Regions from separate parts of the Homo sapiens genome. Here region 1 is linked to region 2. A link is an interaction called in ENCODE POLR2A ChIA-PET data of the cell type or tissue named here. Cell type or tissue: Panc1. All regions are shown on one strand. Links, peaks and the distances in the headings refer to the core of each region. The heading gives the core; the rest is flanking DNA.

Region 1 (5,888 bases), core at 1-4,000, 140 kb before region 2:
GTAAATTAGTAATGGCAAGGGGCTGGGAAGAAGAGGGAATGGGAACTGCTAATAGGTACAGGGTTATGTTTTGAGGTGATGAAAATGTTCTGGAATTAGCAGTGATGGTTGCACAACTTTGTGAATATATTAAAAAACTAGTGAATTGTACTTTAAAAGGTTGAATATTGTATGATATGATAATTACAAACCAGTTTATTTAATTACCAAAAAAAAAAAAGATAAACCCGGAATATCTCACACCAGAAAGCAAGACAGTGTTCAAAGAATGACAGAGATATGGCAAAAGAACATAGAAGCCACCCTGTACTAAGTTCTCACTGGCTAAACTGGGACAATTTGAATATCAAAATAGGTAATAATGGATTAGAATCTATTGAATAAAACAAGAAATCAGAGTCCAAACAGATATATAAAAATAGTGTGGTGATTTAAAATATGTCCAGGCTGTGCATGGTGGCTCACTCCTGTAACCCCAACACCTAGGTGGGAGGATCACTTGAGGCAAGAGTTTAAGACTGGCCTGGGTAACATAGCAAGACACCCTCTCTACAAAAATAATAAAATAAAAATAAAAATAAATAAATAAATAACATCTGTCCACAAATTCTTTGACAGTCCTTTCAAAACATGGAGCCTAATTCTCCCGTTCTTGAGCGCGGACTGGATTACTGGTTTGATTGTAATTAACAGAATACGGTAGAAATGACAATGTACAACTTTGAAGGCTGAGTCATACGGGACACTGTGGCTTCAGCCTTCTCTCAGTGCTTGCTCTGGGAAAAGTTAGCTGCCATGTTGTGAGAACATTAGGCAGCCCTATGGAGAAGTCCATAAGGCTAGGGCTGAGACCTCCTAACAACAGCCACAGAGAACTGCGATCTCCAGCCAAGCTGTGCGAGTAAGCCTTGTAGGGAAGCAGACTCTCCAGACTCCTATGTCCAACTGACTGAAACCACAGATAACAACTTGACTGCAACCACATAAAAAACTCTGAGCCAGAACTACCCACCTAAGCAGCTCCCAGATTTCCAGCCCTCAGAAACTGTGTGAAATAATGTTTGTTCTTTTAAGCCTAAGTATTGGGATAATTTGTTACACATCAATAAATAACATATATAGTTTCAAATATCTCCCCCAAAAATACCTAATTACAAAAGAAAAAACAATTAACTTATCAGTGGAGAAGCTTGGAGGATACCACATTAATCAAGTTATCAAACTGAACATCATCAATAACAAGTCAAGCTCAACTTATATGCCACCTCCTGACAGATGCAGAGCCTCAATCTAATCAGGAGTAAATACCAGACAATCCTAAACTGAGGAGTTTCTGCAAAATAACTGTCCTGTAATCTGCAAAATATCAGGATCATGAAAGTCAGAGACTAAAGAACTATTCTAGACTGAAGATGACTAATGAGATGTGACAGCTACATGCAACAGATGATTCTCAACTAGACATTATTGTAACAACTGGTAACATTTGAACTGGTCTTAGTATTAGATGATATTAACTTATCAATGTTGATTTTACCAATTTTGATGGTTGCGTTGTATACTTGTTTGTAGGAAATAGACTCTAAAGTATTAAGAGATGACAGGGCACCAAGTCGCCAGCTTACTACCAAATGGTTTGGGAAAAAAGTCTTCTGTATTGTACTTACTACTTTTCTGTTGGTTTGTAAAAATAAGCAAAGGAAAAATGAAAAAGGCCTACATGAAAACATCTCACCAACTGACTTTAATAGTGGGATTCCTTTAAGGCACCAAGTTGCAAATTATTGTCTTTCAAGTATATTAATATATTATTAGCAAAGGGCACACATAGAAGATAGGAAGTATAGTTACAAGATAAATCATTCTTTGAAAGCTTTGTATTATACTGATAATATGTTATCAAAGTTGTTTTTTTGGGTGGGAGGTAAGTTTTTAATATTCAGGAAAGGAAACTTCTCTCGAACTAAAAAATATTAGTAGTAGGCCGGGCGCGGTGGCTCACGCCTGTAATCCCAGCACTTTGGGAGGCTGAGGCGGGCAGATCGTGAGGTCAGGAGATCGAGACCATCCTGGCTAACAACGGTGAAACCCCGTCTCTACTAAAAATAAAAAAAATTAGCCGGATGTAGTGGCACAAGCCTGTAGTCCCAGCTACTCGGGAGGCTGAGGCAGGAGAATTGCTTGAACCCAGGAGGCGGAGGTTGCAGTGAGCCGAGATCGCACCACTGCACTCCGGCCTGGGCGACAGAGCGAGACTCCATCTAAAAAAAAAAAAAAAAAAAGGTAGCGTGCTCCAAATTAACTGCAGTATAGGATTACTGAAATGAAGGTCTGTAAGGAAATCACTGGGTTTTTTTTTTTTAGTACCACATTTATATTCCCATTCTGGCGTATCATGCCTTTATGCTAAGCTCCCACCACCAAAACAGCCATGCCTTGGGAAAATAATTAGAAATTCACTTTTTTTTTTTTTTTTTTTTTTTTGAGATGGAGTCTCACTCTGTCACCCAGGCTGGAGTGCAGTGGCACGATCTCAGCTCACTGCAAGCTCCACCTCCCGGGTTCACACCATTCTCTTGCCTCAGCCTCCCAAGTAGCTGGGACCACAGGTGCCCGCCACCACGCCCGGCTAATTTTTTTTTTTTTTGTATTTTTAGTAGAGACGGGGTTTCACCGTGTTAGCCAGGATGGTCTCGATCTCCTGACCTCGTGATCCACCTGCCTTGGCCTCCCAAAGTGCCGGGATTACAGGTGTGAGCCACCGTGCCCAGCCAGAAATTCACTTCTAAGAATTAAACAGTGGTTTCAACCTTTTGAGAAAGATATAGTATGTTATTATAATCTGAAACCTAAACCCAAAGGAAATCAACATGTGTCAGATAGCATCAGATACATTTTATGTGGTGACAGGCTTTCTCAATCTCTGAAACATAGAAACAGCTATAACTGTTGTCTACTCAGCCAATGCGGTAGAAAGCCAAAATAACTTGTTTCTCAAGTCACAATAGGGAACAGGGGAGAGAAGCAGGTGGCAGGAGGTGATAACTGATGTGTCTCTCATTGTACTAGGAACAAATAGCAAATATCATCAAGTAAAATGTCCCTGACTCTAAGGCAAGAAAATGTCTATTTCTTTCAACAGAAAACTGCCCTTCAATTCTAATCTCACCTCAAAAACAGAATGAGGAAACTATTTCTGTGATCAAGAAAGCTGAAACCAAAGGCGTGGTCCATGGAATAGACCTTGACCTAGTGAAAGGAGCGCCTACACTCAACTGTATCTCTGCTACTCAAATTCAAATGCCTTTCTAGGTCTCTTTACTTTGCTTTCAAGCTCAGTCTTGGTGTAAATCTATCACCTTCAATATAACTGGATAAATATGTAAACTTTCATTCACACTAATAAACGTGAAATGTAAGCTCTACAGAAACAAAAAGCACAGTCACAAATAAAGCATTAATCTAATCATTAGATATTAAATGCTTGATATAATACTATCACTGTGTGAGATTATTTTTCAAAATTTGGTTTTCTCATCTCTTGGAAAACAAGAATTTTTTTTTTTTTTTGAGATGGAGTCTCATTCTGTTGCCCAGGCTGGAGTGCAGTGGCACGATCTCAGCTCACTGCAACCTCCGTCTCCTGGGTTCAAGCAATTCTCCTGCCTCAGCCTCCTGAGTAGCTGAGATTACAGGCGGCCCGCCACCATGCCCAGCTAGTTTTTGTATTTTTAGTAGAGACGGGGTTTCACCATGTTGGTCAGGCTGGTCTCAAAATCCTGACCTCATGATCCGCCCGCCTCGGCCTCCCAAAGTGCTGGGATTACAGGCGTGAGCCACTGCATCTGGCGGGAAACAAGAATTTAAAAACAACAAACTTACTTGCCCCACTCTTAAAACAATATTATGTAATTCATATCCAGGAGACAAGACATGTGCTAATCAAAGGTGTTAGTGATGGGGGTAATTAACTAAGGGTTGAGCATCCCTAATGTGAAAATCTACATTACAAAATGTTCCCAAATCCAAAAGGTTTTGAGCATTGACATGATGCCACAAGTGGAAAATTCTACTTATGACCTCAAGGTAAGTCAAAGTCAAAATGCAATCAAAATTTAGTTGCATGCACAAAATCATTAAAAATATTTTTTTAAATTACGTTCAGGCTATGTGTATAAGGTGTATATGAAGCATAAGTGACCCTTGTGTTTAAACTTGGGCCCATCCCCAAGATATCTCATTATGTATATGCAAAAATCCCCAAATGCAAAAAAGTCCAAAATCCAAAACACTTCTGATTCTGACCATTTCAGATATGGGATATGCAAGATTACCACAAAAGCTAAGATAATCAGTAACAAACAATAAAGCGTAAGACTCATACCCAGAAGTTCAAAAGAAAAAATGTCCAATAATTGAACTCTATATTAATTTATGCCAATTCTGCAAATTATTCCTTAATGAGTCAAGTATCAAAACGAGAAATGTACACATTCTTCTTAGTATATTTTGCCTGTAATATTTATTCATTTTGGGGACACTCCCTCTTTTCATCCTAATAATGCCATAACATGTACTTTTTAAGAAAATTAATTTGTTTTAAAAGTCACATTTATAATTTATATGCAGTAAAATTTACCCTTACCAAAGATCTAGAATAGTTCCATCACCTCACGAAATGCCCGCAGCCCTTATGTAGTAGATTTCCTCCCCCAGCCCCAGGTAACCACTGATCTGATTTCTGTCCCTATAGTTTTATCTTTTCCAGAACATCATATAAATGGAATCATTCAGTATCTTTAAATTATCTGGAAACTTTCACTTAGCATAATGCTTTTGGAAGTCTTTCACATTGTTGCATGTATCAACTGTTCCTTCTTTTTTTTAACTGCTGAATAGTATTCCATGTGCATTCATGTATTACATTTTGTTTGTCCATTTACCAGTTGATGGATACTTCGGTTGTGTATAGTTTTATACTGTTATGAATAAAGCTACTATATAGACATTTGCATACAGGTCTTCATGTAGACACATTTTCATTTTTATTGAATAAATACCTAGAAATAGGATGACTGTACTGTGCTAGAGCAACATATAAAACTAACCAATCTTTTTTTTTTTTAAACTAACCAATCTTTTGAAGCAGTATTCCATGTAGTTTACAAGTCATAAAAAACAAACAAAAAGGTCAGCCAGGCGCAGTGGCTCACACCTGTAATCCCAGCACTCTGGGAGGGCAAGGCAGGTGGATCACTTGAGGTCAGGAGTTCGAGACCAGCCTGGACAACATGGTGAAACCCCATCTCTACTAAAAATACAAAAATGTAGCCAGACATGGTGGTGTGCACCTGTAGTCCCAGCTACTTGGGTGGCTGAGGCAGGAGAATCGCTTGAACCTGGGAGGTGGAGGCTGCTGTGAGCCAAGACTGCAGCAGTGCACTCCAGCCTAGGCAATAGAGTGAGACTCTGTCTCAAAAATAAAAGAAAAAAGATCCCACCAAAAAAATCCATTTTAAGTCTTTCATGACTTTTTGAGCATTTCGTAACTGCTCATTTATAGCAGTGGTTTTTCAAGCTGGCCTATACATCAGAACTACCTGGGGAACTAGAACTTGGGTACCAATCCAAAGATTTAGCTGCTCTGGGTAAAGGCACAAACATTACTTTTTATTTTTCCTCTATTTCTTTTCTAAGTGCTAACAGTATCTCTTTTTTGTTTTTTCATTTTCCATGTTGACATTTTTCAAACATACAGAAAAGTAAAAACAACAGTGTGAGAAACATCATATACATATCACTCAGATTTAATGATTAATATTTGCCATTTTTCACGTCATCTATTTTTTCTTACTGAAGTATTTTAAAATAGAACACAAACATCATGA
Region 2 (8,024 bases), core at 2,293-6,292:
AACTTGGGAGGCTGAAGTGGGAGGATCACTTGAGTCCAGGAGGCCGAAGTTGCAGTGAGCCAAGATCATGCTACTGCACTCTGCCCAGGTGACACCCTGTCTCAATAAGAAAACCCAAAAAATCCTCTTGAGCTCAAGTGATCCTCCCATGTCAGCCTCCAAGTAGTTAGGACTACAGGCTTACACCCCTACACCCTGTAGGCTTCTTATGTCCTTCCAGTTTTTGAGGTTAATTCTTTTCTTCCCTGAAACTCTAGTTTTAGATCTCAGATATCAATGACTTTTTAAATTCATTAACATTTCATTTCTAGATATGAATTTCTAAAACATGTATGATATTTTATAGATTTCAAAGTGCTGTTGATTCATTTAGCTAACACTGAATACTTCTTGTGTGCTGAGCTCAATTCTATAATTGATAAAAGTTTCTGTCCGTATGGAGCTGACATTCTAGTGTTCAGTATACCATCATCTATCTTTCATCATTACCTCAGCCTATTTAGAACAAATGAGAGTGCTTCTGAAATATTGGCAGCAAATCCAGCATAATTAATTTGTCCTATTAATTTACTGTGTAATAGCAATACTTTCATACATTTCCAGAGTATTCTGGTTAAATTTTAGTTTTGTCCTCAACTACTAGCATTTGGTGAAATCTGCCCATATCTCCTTCAGTTTTATGAATTTAGATAATATATGTACCTTCTTAACCTTGTTCTTTTCTGATGGGTAAACCTTCGCTTATTTTTTAAAGCTGGTGCGGTGACTCATGCCTGTAATCCCAACACTTTGGGAGGTTGAGGTGGGAGGATCACTTCAGCCCAGAAGTTCAAGATCAGCCTGGGCAACAAAGTGAGAACTATCTTTCTTAAAAAAAAAAAAAAAAAAAATCCTGCTGGGTGTGATGGTGTATTCCTGTAGCCCCAGCTACTCAGGACTCTGAGATGGGAGGATCATTTTAGCTCAAGAGGTTAGGACTGCCGTGAGATGTGTTCGAGTTACTGTATTCCAGCCTGGGTAACAGAGAGAGAGAGACCCTTTCTTAAAAACAAAAAAACAGTTTTCTAAAGTCATCAGGAAACTTTTTAGATGAGTCATTCAGTGATTTAGTTTTGGTGGCTGTTCTTTTTATTTTCTCCCTATTCTGAAACTCACTTTCCTAACTTCTTTAGTGTGCATTTTAATAGAACTTTCCAAAATTCTGTTCGTACGCTATACTCTCCTGGTTCTTAATTTTCTGACAGTTTTGGCATTTCTATCTTTGTCTCCATGGTCTGTAGTTACCACAAAGACTTTGTCTTTATCCTTTGGCTTTTACTGTCCTGAGTCTCTTTCAAAAGTCACATACTTACAGTCTTATATTAACACTTATAAGCACTTCGTTTCAAAATTTATGTTTTTTTATGAATTTCTCAACCATTTTAGTTTGTTTTTACTTTTTAAGTGTACACTATAGTGGTCTTTAGTATATTCACAAAATTGCGCATCTATTACCGCTACCTAATTCTAGAACATTTTCATCACTCCCAAAAGAAAGTTTGTATTCATTAGCAGTCACCCCCCCATTTTCTCCTCCCTTCAGACCCTGGCAACCACTAATCTGCTTTCTGTCTCTCTAGATTTGCCTATCTGGACATTTTATATCGATGGAATGATACAACATGTGGTCTTTTGTGTCTGGCTTCTTTCATTTAGCATTTTCAAGCTTCATCTAAGTTCTAGTTTATGTAGGTATTGCATTGCTGGATAAAATTCCATTCTAGAGATAGCTACCACATTTTATTTGTCCATTAATCAGCTGATGGACATTTGAGTTTCTGTTTTCTACTTTCGGCTGTTATGAATAATGTCACTATGAAAGTTTGTGTACAAGCTTTTGTGTGAATTTGTGTTCAGCTGTCTTGGGTACATACCTTGGAATTGAATTGTTAGGTAATATGGTAACTCCGTGTTTAACATCTTGAGGAACTGCCAAAATGTTTTCCAAGGTGCCTATACCATTCCCACCAGGAATTTCTCCACTTCCTGGTCAATACTTCTTAATGTTGGTCTTTTTTGTAGCCATCAGGTGGGTAGGAAATGGTATCTAATGATTTTGATTTGTATTTCTCTAATGACTAATAATCTGATAATCTAATGACTAATAATTGAGCATCATTTCATGTCCTTATCAGACATTTGTATGTATCTTTTTTGGAGAAATATTGATTTATATCCTTTTGAAAAATTGGGGCCGTGCATGGTGGCTCACGCCTGTAATCCCAGCACTGTGGGAAGCTGAGGCGGGCGGATCACGAGTTCAGGAGTTTGAGACCAGCCTGGCCAGCGTCGTGAAACCCCGTCTCTACTAAAAATACAAAAGATTAACTGGGCATGGTGGCGCACACCTGTAGTCCCAGCTATTTGGGAGGCTGAGGCAGGAGAATTGCTTGAGCCTGGCAGGCAGAGGTTGCAGTGAGCTGAGATCACGCCACTGCACTCCAGCCTGGGCAACAGAGAGAGACTGCGTCTCAGAAAAAGAAAAAAAGAAAAGAAAAATTGGATTATCAGTTGTATATTCAGGATATAATTCCTGTATCAGATAAATGATTTGTAAGTATTTTCTCTCATTCTGTGGGTTGTCTTGGTGGTGTTGATTGTGGTAAAATATGCATAACATAAAATGTACCATTTGTACAATTTTAAGTGTACATTTCAGTGGCATTAAGTACATTCACAGTGTTGTGTAACTATAACCTCCATTTCCAGAACTTTTTCATCATCCCAAACAGAAACACTGTACCCATTAAATAATAACTCTCCCTTCCCCCTCCCCCAGCCTCTAGTAACCTCTATTCTACTTTCTGTCTCTAGGACTTTGCCTATTCTAGGTGCTTCAAATAAGTGGAATCATATAGTATTTGTCCTGATAGTATCTTTTAAAGTGTAAATATTTTTAATTTTGATGAAGTCCAATTTATCTATTTTTATTTTTATAAGTAATTTTTAGTAATTAAAACATTTTAAATTCATGTTGTCACTTGTGCCTTTGGTGTCATTTCTAAGAAGCCATTGCCTAATTTAAGGCCATAAACATGTATTTTAACCATTTTGAGTACTCTCTTACTTGGCTCTCCCTTCTATATTTAAAACATCCACCAATATAACTATCAAAGGTTTTATGGGAGGAGTTTTATTAAGTGTTCTGCTCTTTTTTGTTGTTGTTAAGATCAGAATAGTAGTTTTCAAACGGTAGAGTCTTCTGGGATGTTTAGTAAAATAAAAGTCCCTCAGCTGTTTTGTGTATTTGTAATAAACTTCCAGGAGACTTTGCATGATGTGGTTGAAAGAGTGTGGAATTAGGATAGTCTAGCCTGGTAATTAAGAGCATGGATCGTGGAGCCTGACTACCTGGGTGTGAATCGTGGCTGTGTCACTTCCTGGCTGATTTTGGACAAGTCACTTGTTCTCTCTGGACCTTCGTTTCCTCCCTCATAGGATTGTTGCAAGGATTAGCTAGGATATAGCTATAAAGCACTTAGAATATCTGCAAAGCACTTAGAACGATTTGGCAACAGTCACCATATAAGTATTAGCTATTATTATACCCTTTAAGTCACAGTAATGTCATTTCTAGAGACCTAATCTAAGAACATTATCAGAGATGTTACATAAAGATGTGTGTATAACAGTTTCATCACAGAGACTGATTATAAAATTAACCACATATAGTCAGTAGACATATGGTTAAATAAATTAATGAAATGTCATATAACCATTAAGTCACATTGTCAAAAATACTTAATGCCTTGGGATGATATCAGTGAAAATGTCAAAAATGCAACTATATGTAGAATATGTCTCTAAAATTTTTTAAAAATTCAAGGCAAGGGGCTGGATATGGTGGCTCATGTCTGTAATCTCAGCACTTTGGGAGACCGAGGTGAGAGATCACTTGAGGCCAGGAGTTCGAGACCAGCTTGGGCAATGTAGTAGGACCCCCGTCTCTATAATTTTTTTTTTTAAATTAGTCGAGCATGGTGGCATGTGCCTATAGTCCCAGCTACATGGGAGGCTGAAGCAGAAGGATCACTTGAGCCCAGGAGTTGGAGGTTACAGTGAGCTATGATTGTACCACTGCCCTCCAGCCTGGGTGACAGAGTGAGATCCTGTATCTTAAAAAAAAAAAAAAAAAAAAGCCAGGTGTGGTGGCTCACGCCTGTAATCCCAGTACTTTGGGAGGCTGAGGCAGGCGGATCACCTGAGGTCGGGAGTTTGAGACCAGCCTGACCAACATGGAGAAACCTTGTCTCTACTAAAAATACAAAATTAGCCAGGCGTGGTGGTGGGTGCCTGTAATCCCATCTACTTGGGAGCCTGAGGCAGGAGAATCGCTTGAACCCGGGAGGTGGAGGTTGCAGTGAGCTAAGATCGCGCCATTGCACTCCAGCCTGGGCAACAAGAATGAAACTCCATCTCAAAAAAAAAAAAAAAGTACGAGGCAGGAGAGTGGAATGTTAGTCGTGTAATGCATATAAAGCAATATGTTAAACTGTTGATGTGGTTATTCTTGGAAGCTGGGAGGTGTTATTTCAATTTTCTTCTGTACTTTATTATATTCTTCTGATTTCAATAAGTATTTTATACTTGGAAAAACAAAATAAATTATTTTTGAAAAAGATTAAATGAAAAGCCTCATAATGTGAATAGGAAACCTGAGTTTAGTACCAGTTATGTTATTAAATAGTTAGAAACCTTGGATTAATTTTATCTCTTCCTTGAGGAGCACAGTTTGCTTATCTGCAAAGTGATGAGTTGGGCTAAAATAGACAGTATGGTAGAGCGGTAAAGATCTGGAAGTCAGGAGTGAGGAATTAGGGATGACAGCTGTGGAGGTCACTGCAATGGGTTCATATCCTGGTTTCACCTCTTATTACCTTGGTGACTTTTGGCAAGAAATTTAGCTTCATTGTGCCTCAGGTTGTTTTTCATTTGTAAAGTGCAGATAATAATAATACCTCATATGGGGCTGTGAAAATTAAATGAGTTAATATATGTGAAGGCATACATGGCATGGCACACGGTAAAGACTAAATAAATGTTAACTAATTTTATTGGTATGTAAGCTCCTTTCTAAGCAGTCATTTATTACCAAGAATATTTTTAGTGAGGTGGGTGGTTTCTTAAATTTGTCTGTCATTTGAAAGTTTAACTAATTTTTTATTTAGGTATTTTCAGGATTGCTGAAGCTGTCTGTTTGTGAAGTAGAATATTTTGGACTTTGGACTTGCTTTGTTTACTTGTCTTGTTCTTATATAGGCGGCTGCTTTGGGGCCCTAAGTTACCTCATTGATGAGGGTATTTTGTAGTCCTTTTTAGCACTAAAAATCTCATACTTGATTTTCTAGAGTGTTTTCTGACTCTCTTTGTTTTGAAACTAATGTTGTATGCAGCTTAATCTAAGTTGCATGGGCTGTTAGGTTGTAGCTATTTTTCCTCAACTGATGTTTTAATTTTAAATTTAGGAAATGGCATAAAACCCAAGAGAATATATATTATAGCTCAGTTGACTAGCCTATTCTAGGAAAAGCTAACATTATGACATAAACTCAGCTAAAAGTTGGTAAAGCATGACCTCTAGTTTAACTCAATTGATGCATAGATGTTATTTAACTTAATCCCAGAAAGAGAAATGTAGCCAAATGCTGTTAAGAGATAAATCTGAAAATCACTTTCAGAGTCAGCAACCATATTGAAATTCACTTTTGGAACTCTGAACAAAGACTGCAGAAGTGTTACTTTTATAATATTATTTTATTTCACTGTCTATATGAGATAAGTCTTCAGTGAATACTGACTCAGTTATTGTATTGCTTTGGAAATGTTGTCGGTGAGCAAGTCACTCTAGAGTACTTCACTCAGTTTATAGTTGCAGTCATAATAAAAATGATTATATTATTTCCTTATGGGGTAAGAATGGAAATTATATTTTAATATATTTAATATTAGATCTTCAGAAGCTCTCCCCATCTCTGCATGATGTAGCTGCAGAAGCAGCCCAATGCAGGAGTCCAGTCATCATTTCTGTGTTAAGAGTGTAAGTTAGAGTAGCATTACCAGGAAGCAAAAGGTAGGAGTTTGCCACAGTTAAGGGATACAATAACTGATGCTAAGGGATACTTATAACAGATGTTAAAGGATATTCTTTGCTAATCGTAATAACTTTTGTTCATTAAATATACCTAGCTAACCCATTACAGGAGAGAGGTAGTGTGTCTTCTGGCTTGACAGTTAGGTAAAGCCAGCCCAAGACAGCTTTGTGACCTACTGATGGAGGAAAAGGCTTTTGCCTTAGGGACTGGATTTTATTTTAGGATGTTGTTTGCCTAAGGTCAAAGAATTACTACCTTATGTGTTGCAGAGATGTAACTCAGTGCCTCCAAATTCCCCACGTTTACTTTTTGTATCTTCTGCTAATAATTTGGGTCCTGTTAATTACTTAGTATTTATATTTCTCTCCACATGTTTTTCTTTCTGAAAGTAAGAATTTATGAGCTTTTCCTTTAAACATTTTGAGCTTTTTGTGTTTGCTGTTTTTATTTTTCAGTTAAAATTTCCATTTTTTAATATATAAGAGGCTGATAACATGTTTGCTTCTGTGGAGGAAAATGGGGAAGCTCTGGAACATCAGGATGATGTATTTTTTTTATTGCACCACTGGACCTTTGGAACTCATTAAATTTTTTTCCCAACTTTTAAAACTTTATTTTATGCCATAGTACAAACATATTCGCGAGCTTTTTGGTTTGCTTGTTTGTTTTAACAAAGTTAAGAATACAGAGTTTCTTACAGTTGACCATGGATGTTCCATTGAGGCATAATAGTAAATTTACAGTATCCCCTTAAAATGATCTGATTCTACTCTGGAGGCTATGGCAGGGGGATTGCATGAGCCCAGAGATTTGAGGTTACAGTGAGCTGTGATTGCACCACTGCAATCCAGCCTGGGCAACAGAGTAAGACCCTGTCTTAAAAAAAATAAAAATCTACTTAAACTGGATCCACTGATTTACATCATAAACTTCAAAATGCAATAAATGTAACGGCCTAATTCTTCCAAAGGTAGTTTGGGATCAGTTGTATCAACATCGGTTTCCTTTCATTTGTTTTTTGAGACAGAGTCTCGCTCTGTAGCCCAGGCTGGAGTATAGTGGCACCATCTCGGCTCACTGCAACCTCCACCTCCTGGGCTCAAGCGATTTTTCTGCCTCGGCTTCCCAAGTAGCTGGGATTACAGGCATCCACCACCACACCTGGCTAATTTTTGTATTTTTAGTAGAGATGGGGTTTCACCATGTTGGCCAGGCTGGTCTCGAACTCCTGACCTCAGGTGATCTGCCTGCCTTGGCCTCCCAAAATGCTGGGATTACAGTTGTGAGCCACCCTGCCCGGCTGTCCGTTTATTCTTTAACATTGGCAAGATTGCTATTTACCATTTTATCTTTGAGAAGCATAATAGAGTCAGTCCTCTTGCTTCTTGAATTTCTTCTTGTGTACAGCTGACTCCAGGATCACTTACACTGTGCCTTGATAATGGTAAGTCTGCAGCTTCATCAGTATGGTCCCCTTTCCAAATATACAACAGGCAAACTTTGTTGCCTCATGGACACATAGAATATTCATTCTGTCTATCCTTAGTCCAGGTACAAAATTGCCTGTCTTATAGTAATCAGTGCTAGGTGCTGCTGTCTCAACAGATGCTCTTATTCCATAGCAGTTTTATTCTCACAGATGAAAATAGGAGGTAATTTCCACAAAGCGGCTATATTGTAGGCCTCAAATATAAAGTCATTCAGACCTCATCTTTTCCGTTATACTCACAGGCCAAGCCAATACCAGCTCCCAGGAGACCTGAGCTCTGACAATGCCATGGCTCCTGTAGAAGTTCTTGGCATACATATGCATTGATCCTACTTTTCCTTTAGCACAACCTCCTCTTTGTCCTGTAAGCTCTACAAGAATTTCTGGGACAGAAAGTTCATGAG

The links. Peaks named below come from ENCODE experiments on the same cell type or tissue, not always from the same donor. Only the 100,000 strongest peaks of a DNase experiment are listed, where the experiment ranks them.
Region 1: POLR2A ChIA-PET joins it to region 2 with 9 read pairs; 5 of 35 experiments call an interaction of 5 or more read pairs at or near these places.

The regions. Positions count from the first base shown.
Region 1 is chr3:57,651,482-57,657,369 of GRCh38, forward strand. All of the region lies in intron 9 of DENND6A (DENN domain containing 6A), which reads right to left. It also overlaps a transcript of PDE12 not described here. Among named protein-coding and RNA genes, the nearest start is that of DENND6A, 39 kb to the right of the region's middle. In Panc1, for the core only: no CTCF peak of the experiment used is centred there; no DNase peak of the experiment used is centred there.
Region 2 is chr3:57,793,027-57,801,050 of GRCh38, forward strand. All of the region lies in intron 2 of SLMAP (sarcolemma associated protein), which reads left to right. It also overlaps the pseudogene PDHA1P1. Among named protein-coding and RNA genes, the nearest start is that of SLMAP, 41 kb to the left of the region's middle. In Panc1, for the core only: no CTCF peak of the experiment used is centred there; no DNase peak of the experiment used is centred there; H3K27ac peaks cover 322 bases.